Regions from separate parts of the Homo sapiens genome. Here regions 2 and 3 are each linked to region 1. The links are chromatin loops, found by intact Hi-C in ENCODE. Cell type or tissue: heart right ventricle. All regions are shown on one strand. Links, peaks and the distances in the headings refer to the core of each region. The heading gives the core; the rest is flanking DNA.

The links. Hi-C counts contacts between places; a loop is a spot of excess contacts. Peaks named below come from ENCODE experiments on the same cell type or tissue, not always from the same donor. Only the 100,000 strongest peaks of a DNase experiment are listed, where the experiment ranks them.
Region 2: it touches region 1 in a loop (5-fold over the local background); 40 of 110 quality-filtered maps call a loop at or near these places.
Region 3: it touches region 1 in a loop (6-fold over the local background); 26 of 110 quality-filtered maps call a loop at or near these places.

The regions. Positions count from the first base shown.
Region 1 is chr12:118,977,384-118,983,129 of GRCh38, forward strand. It overlaps SRRM4 (serine/arginine repetitive matrix 4), which reads left to right and starts at 4,158. Exons shown (of 13, transcript NM_194286.4): 1 at 4,158-4,630. The coding sequence starts at 4,500. In heart right ventricle, for the core only: a CTCF peak has its summit at 2,577 (motif pointing right); a DNase peak (open chromatin) is centred at 4,500; H3K4me3 peaks cover 738 bases; H3K27me3 peaks cover 4,561 bases.
Region 2 is chr12:119,410,891-119,416,636 of GRCh38, forward strand. All of the region lies in intron 1 of CCDC60 (coiled-coil domain containing 60), which reads left to right. All of the region lies in intron 2 of PRKAB1-AS1 (PRKAB1, TMEM233 and CCDC60 antisense RNA 1), which reads right to left. Among named protein-coding and RNA genes, the nearest start is that of CCDC60, 79 kb to the left of the region's middle. In heart right ventricle, for the core only: CTCF peaks have their summits at 2,482 (motif pointing left) and 2,682; a DNase peak (open chromatin) is centred at 2,481.
Region 3 is chr12:119,541,993-119,547,738 of GRCh38, forward strand. The region is part of intron 2 of PRKAB1-AS1 (PRKAB1, TMEM233 and CCDC60 antisense RNA 1); the gene reads right to left. Among named protein-coding and RNA genes, the nearest start is that of TMEM233, 49 kb to the right of the region's middle. In heart right ventricle, for the core only: CTCF peaks have their summits at 3,242 (motif pointing left) and 3,443; a DNase peak (open chromatin) is centred at 3,209; H3K27me3 peaks cover 659 bases.

The DNA.
Region 1 (5,746 bases), core at 554-5,553:
CTTGTTTATGGGGTGGGCTGGCTTGCATCTGGGGAAACAGAAAGCAATACCCGGAAGGAATGAGGCACAAGATGGTTCTATTTTAATAAAGTGATGGAGGAACTGGAGTTCACGTTATATTGGAGAAGCCAGACCTAAAGCAGAAGTCACTGTGATAAGATGAAAAGGGGACAAGTGTTAGTCAGTGGAGACCCAGAAGGAGAATTAGGCTGTGAACTGCTTCAGGGAAGGGACTATGTCTGGTTTGTCTTTGAGTCCTCCGTGCCCAGGACTGTGCCTGGCCAAGATGCAAGATTGGGCATCAGTTAATGATTATTGAACTGAATATGGCCTGACTTAACATAGTAACAGGTGATTATTCCAAGATCATGAGCAAGAAGAGCTACCATTGAATGGTCACTTGCTATAAACTGGACAATTTATTAAGTCCTTTACCAGTAATATTTCATTTAATCTTCCCAACCACGATGTGATATCTCCACTTTTGCAAATGAGGAAACAAAGGCAGAGGTTAGTTATTAGCCCAAGCTCATACAGCTACAAAGTGGCAGAGCTGGGCTTCATATCCTAGTTCTCTCTAAATCCACAGGCTGGGCTTTTAACCACTTGAGTAATTGATATTTTTGAGTAAACTGTGTTTCAGACACATTCTAGAACCTGTATGTGTGTTAATTCCTTCAATCCTCACAGCTAGTTCATCTAAACATATTATTTATAATCTTTATAGAATCTTCATGAAACCCCATCTCTACTAAAAATACAAAAAAAATTAGCTGGGCCGTCGTGGCAGGCGCCTGCAATCCCAGCTACTAGTGAGGCTGAGAAAGGAGAATGGCTTGAACCTGAGAGGCGGAGGTTGCAGTGAGCTGAGATCACACCACTGCATTTCAGCCTGGGCAACAGAGCGAGACTCTGTCTCAAAAAAAAATTCTTCATAGTATTGATAAAGAAACTGTGACATAGGCAAGTGAAATCCCTCCTCCAACATTACACAGCTAGGAAATGGCAGAGCTGGAATTTGAAGCCAGGCATTCTGGATTCCAAGTCCTGAACTGATTACTGCAGACTCCCAATTTAGGAACCTCAACACCAGGTGCTTCTAAGTATGTGACTCATTGTTATCTGATTTATTTTTAAATGGTGGTCCATCCTGATATGCGTAGTATCCCACTCCATCCTCCACCCCACCAAGCAAAAACAGAAACTGTATTTTTCACAAATTTCCTTTGCTTCCTACAGGATCACCCTGGGGAAGTCACTTGGTCATCCTCAACTTCTTCATGTTTAAAACAGAGTAAGATCGAATAGCAGGTCTACGTTTTTTAACTTTTATTTTAAGTTCAGGGGTACAAGCGCAGGTTTGTTACATAGGTAGACTTGTGTCACGGGGGTTCGTCGAACAGATTATTTCATCACCCAGGTATTTAGCCTAGTACCCATTAGTTATTTCTCCTGATCCTCTCCCTCCTCCCAACTTCCACCCTCCAAAAGGCCCCAGTGTGTGTTATTCCCATCTATATGCCCATGTGTTCTCATCATTTAGCTCCCATTTATAAGTGAGAACATGTGGTATCAGGTTTTCTGTTCCTATGTTAGTTTGCTAAGGATAATGACCTCCAGCTCCACTCATGTCCCTGCAAAGGACATGATATTCTTTTCATGGCTGCGTAGTATTCCATGGTGTATATGTACCACAACTTCTTTATCCAGTCTATCACTGATGGGCATTTAGGTTGATTCCATGTCTTTGCTATTGTGAGTAGTGCTGCAGTGAACATACACATGCATGTGTCTTTATAAAAGAATGAGCAGGTCTACTTTTAGTTCTTTGAGAAATCTTCATACTGTTTTCCATAGTTGTTGTACCAATTTACATCCACACCAACAGTGTATAACTGTTCCCTTTTCACTGCATCTACACCATCTATTTTTTTTTTTTACTTTTTAATAATGGCCTTTTGGGGGTAAGGTACTATTCGGGTGACAGGTATGTAAAAGCCCAGACTTCATCACTATACAATTCATCCATGTAACCAAAAAACACTTGCACCCTTAAAGCTATTGAAATAAGATAAATAAATAAAATAGAATAAGATCAGCTTTCTCTCCCACCTCATCTGGCTACGATGGGATTTTAAAAAGGCAATGTTTTGCATATGGGAGCTCTATCAACATTTTAGGGATTAGGAGCAGGCACACAACTGGAAGATGTTGACTGATCTTGTGGGGGTAGGATCCCACCTACCTCTCTCCTGCAAGTGACTCAGTTCATACCCTAAATGTCATGACTAAGGTTAGTTTTAAAGATGCCAGTCTGCTACCTATAAGAAGCCAGCTCTAGATTGCATTTACAATGATACCAACTTCTGGGTGGGAAACGGGGGTCTAGCCCAATCAGGGAATGGGGGATTTGGGGCGCAAGGTAAGAGGGAGAGGAAGGGAAGGGGTTAGCCTAGTCTCCACTTTGCTCCATCTCCAACCTTCCCAGGCCTGACCCCCACCTCTGGGCCCTCTCCCCCGGCAACCCACATAAGAAGCCAGCAAATGCACCTCTCGTTGTTGACCAGAAGGGGTCACTGCAGAGCAAGTAGCGCTCTCAGGCACTCAAATAAGCGGACGCAGGCGTGTCGAACACACACACTTCAAACGTAGATACCCTTTGGGGCGGGTACTCATTTACTCCAAGGTTCTTTCTTCTCCTGCCCCATCTTATCCTCTCTGTTGGCCTCTTCATCTTCACCTCCTAGTTACCTCCTGTTCCCCTTCAGAGAATTTCTGGAGTTCCCATTGTTCTCCCGACCCCCCCGCCCTACCCCGCCCTCATTGGGTCCCCATTGCTATCTGCTTTAGCAAAGAGCAGGAGTTTATTCTCGCTGTGACTGGGACTCAGCACCAGGTGCTTGGAGGCATTTAAGACTGAGCGAGGCCTCCTTCCAGGAATTTACAGCCTGGAAAGTGGAAGCGGGGTTGGGGGGAGGGGGAGGGCGTTAGGTGGGAGATGGGGGAGTAACAACTCTGCTAAGATTAAAAGGCTTCCAGGAAGGCAAGGGCTGAGGGGTCCCGCCACGATCTCTTTTTTTTATAATGAAAACCCTGGGGGAAAACAAGAGTCATTCTAACCAGATCTTCTGTGTCTGGGGTTGATTTGGGATTCTAAACCTCCACTTGCTTGGGATTACGATTGAACTGCGAGGCGGTAAGGAGATGGGGAGGAGAGACCGAAAAGTAACTATCCCCCTGCTAATCCTCGAGATTTTCCTCTCCAACCCTCCCACTAAGCGCTTTCTTTTCCAAAACGTACTCCTTTCCCGAGACTAGCGGCATTAGGAAAAGTGGCTGCAGGCGGATTCCCCAGGAGTGGATGGGGGTGGGGTGGGGTGAGATGGGAACTCTTTCCTCTGGACGGGGTTGGCGGCGGGGACGCTGGGCAGGCCGGCTGTGAGACACAAAAGAGATACCCTTGACAGCTCCGCATGCACAGATGTAACGCTGCGCCCCTTGGCGGGCGGGGGCCCTGCTCGGCAGATGGCGAGAAGCCGAATTGGTGAGGGATTGTCTATCAAATGGCACTTTCTGGGTGGTGGAGACCTCGCTAACCCCCGGCGCAAAGAGGAACGCAGGGCACCCTCTGTACCGGCCTAGGCCGTGTCTCCCAAAAGTGAGGGTCTGGGGGAGGCCGGCTGGGGTGGATAGATTAAGTTTTTTACGAGCCCCCCCAACCCCCCCCCCCCCCCCACGCAGAAGATCAGCTACAAGACTTGCGAAGGGGCTGGAAAGAAAGGTGGCCTGGCCCAAAGGGGGCACCCAGGAAAGGGCTGAGGAAGGCCAGCGATGATGGGAGAGGAGAGGGGCCTGGGAAGCAGGATCTCCTGCCTGGCGCAGATTGGGGTGCCAGGATGGCTTCTCAGAGGGATCAGCGCTGCAACTCGGTCGCCGCGGGGCCCTGGTGACAGGCGCACGCCCCGCCCTTTCTCCTCCCAAGACCTGCGGGCTTTTGTTATGCAGATGGCGGCAGGAGGCTGAGCCTGAGGAGGAGGGGGTTGGTGGGGAGGAGGAGAGACGGAGAGGGGGGAGGAAAGTGCAGCTCGCGCGACCAGCCTCCTCTTCCAACGTCACATTGTGCGAGAGACAAAACCCGGGCGCGCCGGAGCTCACACGCGCACGCACACACATCCGACCCCGTCGCCTCTTCTCTCCTGGTGCTGCCCAGAAAGCCAGCCCTCCCTTCCCTTCTTGGGGCGCAGAGGCTCAGCCAGCTCAGAGCGCAGCCTGGAGCCGACCCAGAAGGGCGAAGAAAGCCCAGCGGACGAGCCTCCTTTCTCTGCTGCCTGCCCGGGCTGGGGCGTCCCATCCCCCGCCCTGAACTCCGATCTCTCCCACCCCACCCCTCTCTGGGTTTCACCCGGACAGAGCCGGGAGCTGGGTGTCGCCCCCGTTTGGAATCCACGTTTCAGCACTTTGGACAGCGCCCCGGACGCCCCGGCCCCTTTGGGTTGGCGATGGCGAGCGTTCAGCAAGGCGAGAAGCAGCTTTTTGAGAAGTTCTGGCGAGGAACCTTCAAAGCGGTGGCCACCCCCCGTCCCGAGAGCATCATTGTCGCCAGTATCACGGCCCGCAAGCCGCTGCCAAGGTAATGATCTCCTTCTTAGAAGGGGGGATCCTGAAGGTCCTCCTTTCTGGCCTGTGCCCCAGAGCCCGGAGGGGTGGATGCAGGCAGCCGGGCCAGGGCGCCTGTCTTTTCCCGTCACTACTCGGCGGCTCCCGCTGAAACATGGGAACTCATTGCTTGTGTGAGGTGGAAGATGGTGAGAAGGGACAGGAATTCTTTGGGGGAAAGCAACGCTTATTGGACCCCCGTAGCTCCTATTCAAGAGGTTTTGCTACCTGAGGGTGGGCGGTGCAGATGGGGTACGACTTGACTGAAAAACTTTTCTTGGTGTCACAGAGTCCAGAGGGCAGGTGGGCCAAGGAATGGTGGATTTGAGATGTTTGGGGGGTGTTGTACCAGAAAAGGAGAACTGAGCCAGCTCAAGCAGCGTTCAGAGATAGCACACATTTCCATCCTCGGCTCGGAAACTAGCGAGCTTTGAACATTTTTGACAAAAGCCCATATGCTGTTCCCTCAAATACACCCAAAACAGCACCCTCCTCCACGCCTTTCTGGCGGCTGCTGCCGCTGCTGCTGAATTCTCTCCTCTCCAGCATCCAAAACCAAGACTCTGAGCTCAGGAGTCAGGGAGGAGCCTTCCAAGATCGTGAAGATGATCTTGGAAGAGTTTTATTTTGTTTTTTTTTGTTTTTTTTTTTTTTTTCCAAAAAGAATCTGATTGCTTTGAACTCAGGGATGAGAACCGATCCTTGGATGGTGGTAGACATGGTGCTGATGGAAGGAAGAATAAGGGAAGAAATGAAAGAAACAGGGGAACAGGAGGTGGGGTGAGAGGGAGAGGAGGTTGGGGGAAAATGGAAGCATTCCAAGACAGAGAAAAATCCAATTCTTTTCATAAATCATTCAATTTAGAGGAGTTTAAGAATGAAGGGAAGAAGGCTGTGCTCTCTGTCAGGGAAAATCAAGGTAGTATGAAAACTCATCTTTTGCTGGTGTTGGATGAGTGGTTTAGTAGGAGAAAAGAAAGAAGTGGACCAGGGGGACCACTTGGAGGATTTATTAATCCTGGCAGTCTGCATTAGGGAGCAGATTGAAAACATGTCTGCAAAAGTGCTTAGGACAGACTGAACGTCTGTT
Region 2 (5,746 bases), core at 225-5,224, 430 kb after region 1:
CACCACTACACTCAGCTAATTTTTGTATTTTTTTTTAGTAGAGACAGGGTTTTGCCATGTTGGCTAGGCTGGCCTCAAGTGATCCCCACACCTCAGCCTCCCAAAGTGCTGGGATTACTGGCATGAGCCACTGCGCCCGGCCACATTTATTTTTTTAACCGAAGTTTTACATAACATGGGAGCCTTCAGAAATGGAGACCCAAAGACCAAGGGAAAACTGTGTTTTTATGCTAAGTCTGATGAGAAGAGTGGATAGTTGTAGAGAAACGTGATTGGACAAAAAGGGGTGTTATCTAAAGGTAGTAAACCTAAGGGGAGGTGTGCTTAGGAAGGCATGTTTGTTCAGATTCTTTTCTGTGTCTCTGTAAGACATTTTTCCCCCAGGTATGGGACCAGAAACATGTCACATAGAACCATCAGGATGGAAGGGAGGAGGCCAGACAGTAGCCTTTCTAGGTTTTATGGCTTGCTTTGGGAGAGCGAAATTCTAGTTTCTGTGAGCCAGCTTGGGGGTGAAAAGCCTCGTTCATGTTCTGAACCCGGGAGGCGGAGGCTGCAGTGAGCCGAGATCACACCACTGGACTCCAGCCTGGGCAACAGAGCGAGACTCCATCTCAAAAAAAGAAAAAAATTGTTATGCTTTTCTCTCATTAATATGTCTTTTGTTATGGTGATGTCATCCAAGACCCTTGTGATGGGTGAGGTAAAAGGTTTTACTTTTTCTGCCCTATAGGTGTTTCAGACAGAAGGAACCAGACAGAGCTGGTTCTCACCTTGGGGGTGAGAAATTCCAGTTTCTATGACCTTCTCGGGAGAGAAAGAGGAGAGGTGGAAAGAAAGTCAGAGAGACCTTGTTTCTGAGCCTGTTCCCATCTCTTTCCATCCAAAATACTTAGCATGCCAAGGCACCATGTTTTGGGGTATCATGTTCTGAGCCCCGATACACCCTTTCCCCCAAGTTTTGTGTTCAGCACAGTCTGAATCGCTGCCAACAACCCTTCCAGCCCCCACACGGTTTGATGCCTGCACTTTCCTACATTGTAGTTAAGTGTCTCCTACTAGACCACCAGATCCCTGAGGAAAGGATGGCCCCTTGTTCAGCACCACATCCTCAGATATTTTCTAACTCCTAATAGATATTTAAGAAATATGTGAGCTGCTCTTGCCCCTCACTGAGCCTCAAAAGGTAATCCATGTAAATTTCCATCGAATGGCATCCAGGGGACAGCATTGTAGAATTCATATCCCAGCATCTCTGGTGTCACACTAAAGCTCAGCCCAAGAGTCAAGCTTCATCCAGCCCCAAGCAGCTCTCCTGAATCTTGGCTCTTTTCTCTTTCACCAGTGGCTTAAGCTCAGCTCTGCTTCTGCTCTTCACATTAAAAAAAAAAAATGAGGTTAAAAGTTATTAGCCAATGGGAGGCTGTGTTTCTTTGGACCTTCAGGGGGTTCACTTGATTGTTGCAGAGATGTCAACTTTATCTTCTTCCAGGGAGAGAGAAAACGGATGGAAGCCACTTGGGGGCTTAACCACCAACACACATCCTTCTTATCAGGACATTGGCAATATGAAAGGATACTTTCTTAGGTCACTCTTTGTTTCATTTATCCAGGATGAATTGCCAAATAAATTTTTTCATTTCCAAGAAAGGAAGTAAACTGTGGTGTAATATGCAATAAACAGAGCCCTGCAGCCAACAGGATACGTTTAAACTTCTGGTTCTAGCCCTCACTCACTCGCTGGGTGACCTCTGGCAAGTTATTTAACTTCTCTGGGTCTCGGTTCTCTTAATCAGAAAATAGAGATAATCATGCTATCAACTTTTGGAGTGGCTGTGAATATTTAATGAGAAAAGACAGGTAAAGCCCCCCACCCCCCCCCACCCCCCCATGCAGGAATGGTAATGGGGCACATTGATGCTGCTGTTCCTTACTGGGTCTGTGGCAGACATTGCTAATCAATCACAGATACTTCTTCTGATAAGACTGGACTGGAGGACACTCCAGACAGAATGACTACTCGTGGGTAGATTGAAGCTAGCGCTCAGATTGGAGCCCATTTGCCATCTCAAGCCTCCCGCATTTCCAGACACGCCATTTGCAAGGTTCACGATACAGAATAGAGTGGTTGTCACATCCCGGGGCTCCTGTTTCCTGAAGCTCCTCCAGGACTTTGAACAGCAGCCGCTAGCCCATCGTACAGATTCCCATTAGCTCCCAGGGTCTGACAGCTGGACTGCTGGCCCCTCATACCTAGTCTTTCAAAAGAGCTTATGAGATTAATGCATTTGATTAATTTTTTTAACTGGGTGGATAACACATTGGCTGTTGGCATGCCAGCTCAGTCTCAGGGCTGCTGGGGGCTCATTGATGCTGGCAGCCAATTTCCATTTCAATCAAGTGAGAGAAGAGGGAGGCAGAGAAAGAGATTAAAAGAAACCAGGACTTGATTGAAAGCTATGGCATCTAGCGCCACCTACTGTTATATCGCTGCATCGCTACTTTTGCTGACCATCGGGTCACTGACAGTCTTGCTCGGCCCTTAAGGCATCGCGGGGGGAACATTTTCGTGATCTCACACAAGTTATATTTTTCATTCATAGCTCATAATTGATTCAATGTGTATAAACTACAGGTACTCCTGGTATAGTGAGAGTAATAGTGACATTTCCTTGGCTTGTTTTGGTTCACAAAGCCCTGTGTACCAAGTGGGCCTCTCAGCATCCTCATGGCCCCTGCATGAAGATTAGGCAGTGCCAGGTGGGAGCCCGGAGGTACACAAGAGATGACTTTCTTCGGGTCACGCAGGTGTGGTGCATGGAGAGGGGATTCCGACTCCACATTCTTTTCTCCTGAATCCGTCCCTTGTCCACCTCTGCTCCCCCAGCCCACCTTGGGGCCTGGCTCCTCAAGCCCCTCAGAGAGCAGTCCCCACTCCATATGTGCCAGTGCGTAATGGGGATTTTACTGAAGGGTTCACAGAAGAGAGGGAGAAGGTTACATTGCACCTCACACAGGAAAAAACAATAATACAGTCCTTTAGCTGCTTGTGGGTTCTTTTCTGGATGTCAGTTCCCCCTCCCTCACCTCTTCTCCCAGGCCCCCTCCTAACCCTGCACTGTCTATCACTCTGGTTTGCTTTTTTTTAGATGGTATCTCACTCTGTCACCCAGGCTGGAGTGCAGTGGTGCGATCTTGGCTAACCACAACCCCTGCCTCCTGGGTTCAAGCGATTCTTCTCCCTCAGCCTCCCAAGTAGCTGGGATTACAGGCACGCACCACCACACCCAGCTACTTCTTTTCTTTGTAGAAGAGAGGGGATTTCACCGTGTTGGCCAAGCCGGTCTCTAACTCCTGACCTCAAGAGATCTGCCTGCCGCAACCTCCCAAAGTGCTGGGATTACAGGTGTGAGCCACCACGCCCGGCCACTCTTGTCTTTATTAGCTGGAGCCATCCTCACTGTGTGTCTCCCTCAACCCTCTTCATACTCACCTTCCTTCTCAGCAAACCCTTCTTTAAAAACAGGAAGGATTTAAGAAAGAAAATAGTGGAATAATGTCTTTCCTTCCAGTTCAAAGGATGGGAAGACTGAATTTTCAGGGAGGCTTAATGGCTGAGGACTCAAGTTTTTTGTCTTGTTTTGGTTTTTGTTTTTATTTCATTTTGTTTTGTTTTTAGAGACAGAGTTTTACTCTGTTGCCCAGGCTGGAGTGCAATGGTGCAATCATAGCTCACCACAACCTCAAACTCTCGAGCTTAAGTGATCCTCCTGCCTCAGCCTCCTGAGTAGCAAGGGCTACAGGTGCATGCCACCATGTCCAGCTAATTGTTTTGTTTTTTGTAGAGAGAGAGGTCTCACTATGTTGCCCAGGCTGGTCTCAAACGCCTGGCCTCAACTGATCCATCTTGCCCTCCCAAAGTTCTGGGATTACAGGCATGAGCCACCACACCTGGCCTGAAACCTAGTTTTAAATGCAGGAAGACCAGGGTTCTCATCCTGGTTCTGACCACTGACCAATTGTGTAACCTTGAACAACTTCATCTATTCTTCCATTTCTCCTTCTGTAAAAGGGACAGTTATTTTTTAATAACCATCTCATTGGTTTGTTGGAAGAAGTAAATGAGATTGATAATGCAAAATGCTTAGCACAGTGCTGATGTGTAGCAATTCTTCAATAATTTGTCAGTTTCGGTGACTTAGCCTCACCTTTTTTTCCACTCACTGATTAAAGGGAGATTCCATTCACTTAGACTAAAATGCAAATAGTGTATCTCTCCAGAGTTGTGCAGCGTCCAACCTGTGCATCCTTATATGACAGCCTGCCAGGCTTACAGAGACCAAGGAATGCATCACAGCAAAGAGTTAAAGGATAAACCACAGCTAACAAATTGAAAGTGAACTGATAGCACAAAAGCATCCTAGGAAAAAAGGGCAGCAGGTGCAAAGACCCTGTGATCAGAATGAGCAAGACACTTAAGGGAGGCTCACTGGCTAGACCATAGAGATCAGGACAGTGGAGCAATGCAAGATCACACTGAAGGCAGGAGCTAGATCACAGAGCTGTGTAGTTCCCATCAAGGATTTTGGACTTTAGTCTAAAAACAATAAGGAAAATTTTAGGCAATGGAGTCATGGGATTGGGTGTGCATTTTGGAAGGGTCAGCTATGTGGACAATGGACAAGGAAAACAAGAATGGAGGAGAGAGGTCATCGGAGGCTGTGTCTGTTGTCCAGGTGGCTTGCAGCAGCGTGGGAATGACACTGGTGGGAAGACAATGGAGGGAAAAGACTGGAGAGCTCTCTAGGAAGCAAAGTCAACAACTTGGTAAATTAGCTCAGGGCTTAGTAAACTTTTTCTGGAAAGGGCCAGATGGTAACATTCTAGGCTGTGCAGCCTCTGAAATAACTACTAAACTTCGCTGTTATAACAGGAAAACATCCACAGACAGTAATAAGCACATGGGTGTGACTGTGCCCAATAAAACTGTAATATACAAAAGCCAGCTGCAGGCTGTAGTTTGCTGATCCCTGGATTAGATAAGGGGAGGGGAGGGTATCAAGGATTGGAGGGTACTGAGCTCTCCCACTTCCTGTCTCTGTGACCTTGAATAATTGACTTAACCTCTCAGATACTGGGTTTCCTTTCCAGGAAAACAGGAATAAGGATTCCTTATAGGGTTGGCATGAGGATTAAATAAGGCAGTGTTGGCGAGGCGTAGTGGTTCACGCCTGTAATCCCAGCATTCTAGGAGGCCAAGGCAGGCGGATCACCTGAGGTCAGGAGTTCGAGACCAGCCTGACCAACATGGAGAAACCCATCTCTACTAAAAATACAAATTAGCCGGGCGAGGTGTTGCATGCCTGTAATCCCAGCTACTCAGGAGGCTGAGGCAGGAGAATTGCTTGAACCCAGGAGGCAGAGGTTACAGTGAGCCGAGATCACACCATTGCACTCCAGCCTGGGAAACAAGAGCAAGACTCTGTCTCAAATAATAATGATAATAATAATAAGGCAGTGTCTGCTGTGGGACAAACAGGGAGGTCTCATTCATGAACACACTCCAGTGAGGAATATCCAGCTACATTCAAAATGGCCATCAAGGGTAGAAAATGAAGTTCTTTATTACTGAGGCCCTTACACAAAGAACAAATAGAACTTACACAGAAAAATTGGAATCTTTAGGAAGGGGAAAAAAATCCCTGCTGATTACAGCTTTCCTCACACAGCTCAATAGATTTTTTTT
Region 3 (5,746 bases), core at 542-5,541, 560 kb after region 1:
CAGCAATGAACAAGGCAGACAAGGTCTCTGTTCTCATGGAGTTTGCCATTTTTTAAAATTTCTTCTTTTTTGACACATGGTCCAAGATGAGATCATGGAGTTCACATAAAAACAGAGAAGTCAATAAAATGCGACAGGGAGGTCAGAGGCATTATGTAACATCCCATGTCCCTCCACAGAGATACCCTATGTTTAACAGTAAACCTTGAAAAGCTATTTGGGGTGCAAAGGTAAGATACACTCCACAGAGAAACTACAAAATTAAGAGACCCTACAGGTCTCTGTATTAAATAGGAATTCGAGTGAGGGAGGAGCAGAGAAGTAAGAGGGAGCTGCCAATAAAGAAGAAGAAAAAGGACAAAGGAGGTAGAGGAGGAAAAGGGAGCTGAGTAACAGGAGCGTGAGAAGGGACTTCAGGAGAAAACCAATCAGGGGGATAAAACAGGGCAGGGCTGGCTGGTGGATCCCTAAGAACTACAATGCAAACCAACCCTCTTCATCCCTCTGGACCTTTAGTAGTTTCTGTTACATACCCAACTGTCTTCTGTGAGCCATGTTTTGAAGAAATAAAGAAAAGGCGCTGTGTTCTACATCTGGGCTGCTTGGGGGCAAAAAAAAGAGCTTGAGGTACTCAGACCCTCAACACAATAAAGAGTTCAGGGCCTGGCAAGGTGGCTCAGGCCTGTAATGCCAGTGTTTTGGGAGGCCAAGGTGAAAGAATCCTTTGAGGCCAGGAATTCAACACCAGCCTGGGCAACATAGTGAGACCCCATTTCTACAGAATATAATTGTTCTTAAAATTAGCTGGTGGAGTTCGAGACCAGCCTGGCCAATATGGTGAAACCCTGTCTCTACTAAAAATATAAATAAATAGCCAGGCATGGTGGCACGCCCCCGTAGTCTCAGCTACTCAGGAGGCTGAGGCAGGAGAATCGCTTGAACCCGGAGGCTGAGGTTGCAGTGAGCCAAGATCGCACCACTGTACTCCGGCTTGGGCGACAAAATTAAACTCCGTCTCAAAAAAAAAAAAAAAAAAAAAAAAAAAAAAAAAAAGCTGGTGGCACCATCTGTAGTCCCAGCTACTCGGAAGGCTGAGGCAGGAGGATCCCTTGAGCCCAGGAGGTCAAGACTGCAGTGAGCCATGATCATGCCACTGTACCCCAGCCTGAGCAACAGAGCGAGATCCTGTCTCAAAAATGAAAGAGTACAGTAGGAACAGGAAGTCAAAGTTAGAGAGACTACTATTACATGAGCTCTCTAGGTTTATAGAAATCTTAAACGGACATTTGGCTTCTCACTAGACATGGGACAGGAACCCAGCCAAATTGATGTATATCTCAAATGTCAGGTGACCATCACAGCTGACATTTAATTACACAAGATAATCAGTGCAATGGTGCCAAATTAAAGCAAGCACAAAAAGGTCCCAGTGGACATGAGGGAGGGGAGGACTAACTCATACCTGAGACGTCAGGAAAGGCTTTTGAGAAGAGGTGATTGATACCTGTAAGTTGAGCTAGAGTTAGCCAGAGAGAGATGGGTAGGCAGATAAGGAGGGAAGAAAGAATGTTCCAGGCAGAAGGAACAGCATGTGCAAAGGCCGAGAGGAAAAAAAGCTTAATTTGTCATTTGAGGACCTAAACGTAAGTCCAGCTGGGCCATATTTCGAATTGGGAGTGCAAGACAGAGAAAGGGAGGAGGGGGGTTGGGGAGGGAAGTAGAAGCCAGATCTTTCAGATGCCTTATAAGCCATGTTAGGAAGTTTGGGCTTTATCTGCCTGGAAATAGGAATCCATGGAAGGATTTTGAGGAAGGGAATAATTGCATTTGCTTTCAAGGGAGAAAAATGGCACTCACAAGGAACAAGGAGCTAAGATGAGGCTATGGCAATGATTGTGGGGAGAACAGCGGTGGTGGAGAAGGGGTGAAGACATTCATTGGAAAGATATCTAAACAGAAGAATCAACAGAACTTGGTGTGATGGATTATAAGTAAGGGGTGGGAGGGCAGGAATATCAGGAATCACGAGTGGAAGGTGATGCCTTAAATGTACCAGGAGAACAGGAAGAAAAGAAATTCATAATGAGAAGGTGAGGAGTTATGTTTTAAGCATATTGAGTTGGAGATGCCTGAGGGACAGTCAGGTGGGGGGATGCATAACTCAGGAAAGGAGGTTGCACTGGAGACGGAAACATAGCAGCAACATCCCACAGGTCAAGACGGTCAAAGGAAGAAATGGGAAGAGAGGCAAGAAGAGGAGAGGAGAGAGGGGTCTTGAGGACAGAATAACGAAAAGCATCAAGAAGCCTACTCAGAAAATAACATTTACTGACTGGACGCAGTGGCTCAAGCTTGTGATCCCAGCATTTTGGGAGGCCAAGGTGGGCGGATCACCTGATGTCAGGAGTTCAAGACCAGCGTGACCAACATGGTGAAACCCAGTCTCTATTAAAAATACAAAAATTAGCCAGGTGTGGTGGTGCATGCCTGTAATCTCAGGTACTCAGGAGGCTGAGGCAGGAGAATCACTTGAACCCGGGAGGTAGAGGTTACAGTGAGCCAAAATCATGGCATTGCACTCCAGCCTGGGTGACAGCGTGAGACTCTGTCTCAAAAGAAATTAAAAAAAAATTTTAAATAACATTTACTGAAGGGCTGCTTAGTTCCAGACCTCATGCAAAATGCTTGGCATATATGATCTCATTCCATCTTCACAAGCCTGCAAAGAAGGGCTCTTATATCCTCCTGTTTTGCAGATGATGGAATAGAGACTCTGAGAAATGTTTTGTACGCATGTCCAGCTGACTATGAACCCCCTCCCCATCCCTACCCTCCGACCTCCAGCCCCCTCTGCTATGAAACAAGGAGGTCACGAGAGTTATTGCGCTTTTGGAATTGAGCTCATCTAATGAGGAGGCTTTCATGAATTGTATTAGCTCACATTTGTACTGTATTCCACTGTTTCCAGAGTGCCTTCTCCAGTATTATCTTATTCGATGCTCACAGCATCCCTCTGAGGTGGGCATTATTATAATCCCCATTTTGCAAAGAAGGATATCGAGACTTAAGATTGTCCAATAGTCACATAGCAGGTAAGTGGGAGAGCCAAGTCTAAATTGAAGTCTGTCTGTCCCAGTCAGGGGCAATCTGAAATTGCAAGACTCACTCCGCCCTCCCGCTTGGCAGTTTCTGAGCCTGTTTCTCATAGCTGTAGCTCCATCTAGTGGCCTTTGTCAGTATTACTCTCCCACCCTGCCCTCCAGCAGAATGTCACTTTCCTGCCAAAAAAAAATGCAAGTATTAAACAGCAGCAACAAGACCTCTTCTGCTTAGACAAAGAGTGTTTACTCAAACAAAGGAAGACCTTTTACTACTAAAATAGACTGGGGACCAGGACAAGGCAACACATCCCCTCCCAGCTTCCAGGTTCTAAGAAGAGCCACAGGAAGAAATTTTTTTGCTTGTTAGCCTCTCCATCATAATCTTAATTGAACACCTACTAGGTGTTGGGTCCCCAGAAGTCACTGTCCCACAGCTCTGACCAAGCCATCTAAGTGGTTAACATGAGAGCTTTTTAAACTATATGTGCGCTAGAGAAGCTTTTTTCTGTAAAGGACTGGATATTAAATATCTGTTGCATGTTCTTTTTATTTATATAGTCCTTTAAAGGTGTGAAAACTGTTTTTTTACACCTTTAAACTTTTAACTGTAAATTAGAGGTCACACAAAAAGAGACCATAGACCAGATTGGGGCCGTCAGTCATCGTTTGCTGATCCCGCTTGAGGATAAATTTAAGAGTGAAGAGGAATGTTCTAGTCTTCCCCAAAAAACAGAGACAGGGAGGACTGGTGAACGTAATATGGTAAATATGTAGATGAACGGGGGGTTGGCACTACTCAGAATAGTTTTTGTCATTTTTGTGGAAAAGGAATGTATGCATGGGGTAAAAATCTTAACAGTGCAAAAGGATCTCCACTAAGTAGTGAGTATTCCTCCCCCTCCAACTCTCAGACCCCCATTCCGGTTTACAGAGGCACTCACACTGTATCCAGTAACTTGTATTACTTTCCAGGGATATTCTTCACATGTATAAGCAAAACATTTTTAATTAATTAACTAAAATGAAGCATTCATTGCGTGCTTACTGTATACCACGCATTGTTCTAAGTGCTTCGCATTCAATTATAGTTTATCCTCACCACAGTTTCATGAGGTAGATATCACTCTGACCCCCACTTTGTTGTGGAGGAAACTGGTGTTGTGGAGGAAAGTTGGGAAACCTGCCCAAAGCTACATAATTGGGGTAGGTAACCTTTTTTCTTTTTAACAGACATAGTGAGCTTCGTATACAAACTTCTGCATTAATTTGCTATGTTGGTGGTCATTTCACTTCCTATCTTCCTACTTTATATGAAGGAGGAAAGAGGCTGAAGGTTCACACCAGTGCATTAAAACCAATACCCAGACTCTTGTCACCACCCTGCCTTGGCATTTCATTTAAAGGTTTGCAGGTAAGGGAGGAACTGGACCAAAAGCTATGACCAATTGTAAAGAATGATATCAAAATAAAAGCCCAAGCTAATGTTAAAACAACACCTGCATCACTTCCTCTTTACCCAATACTGCTCATTTCAGTCCCTGAGCTTCACCTGCATGGCTGAGGTTGAGTGTCCTTCCCTGTTTTGGGATCTGGAGGTAGCCAGGGGAAGTCAGATAAAGATAATGTAGAGTAAGAATTTAATAAACATGAAAATTTTCTAAGTGCCTTATGCTAGGCACTATGTAATTCATATGCATTTGCTGGTTGATTCCTTGTAATTATCCTGTGAAGCTAGCATTATTATGCTTATTCACATTTACAGATGACAGAAAATTGAAGCTAAAGGAGGTGAAGTGGCTTGCCCAAGTCACACGCCTTCAAGCAATTAATCAAGAGTTCAAATCGTGGTCGTCTTGAAATTTTGCAATATTGCTTTAACCACATTACACTGCCTCTCTACTTAAAGGATCTTGTCTTGGGGTTCAAATTGGTCATCTTTTGGGGGGAATCAGAGCTCGAGCTTTAGTGATAATAAAATTTAGAAACCATTTACATTTTTGAAGGGTGTTCACATCCATTAGCACCATGTGATCTTCAAAGCAATCCTCTGAGATGTGCAAAGCAAATCTCACCCACATTTTGAAGACATGACACACCAAGTAATTTGAGATTTGGGTCTGGCTATTTAACTCTGTAGCTTTCTCCACCACACTACCCTGGGGCAAAGGAACCACACTAGTGAAAAGTGGAGAGGGCACAAATTCCTTTCTGGCCTAGTCTCAAAATAGCTCTGAATTTTTTTATGTTTGTTTACTTATTATCTGTCTTCCCAACTAGATTTAGCCTTCATGAGGGCAAGGACTACATCTGCTTTATTTGTTATTGTATTCCCAGAATTTCTCATAACATTTCTGGCATCAACTGAATGGATGGATGGATGGATGGATGGATGGATGGATGGATGGATGGATGCATGGATGCATGGATGCATGGATGGATGGATGGATGGATGGATGCATGGATGGATGGATGCATGGATGGATGAACAGTTGAGTGGATAAATGGATGAATACTTGAGTGCATGGATGGATAGATGGATGGATGGATGGATGGATGGACGGACGGATGACTGAGAGAAACTAAAAGAAGCCATCATCAGGGTTAGACTCATCAGGATTCCTCAGATCCCCACTGCCTTCTAGGAA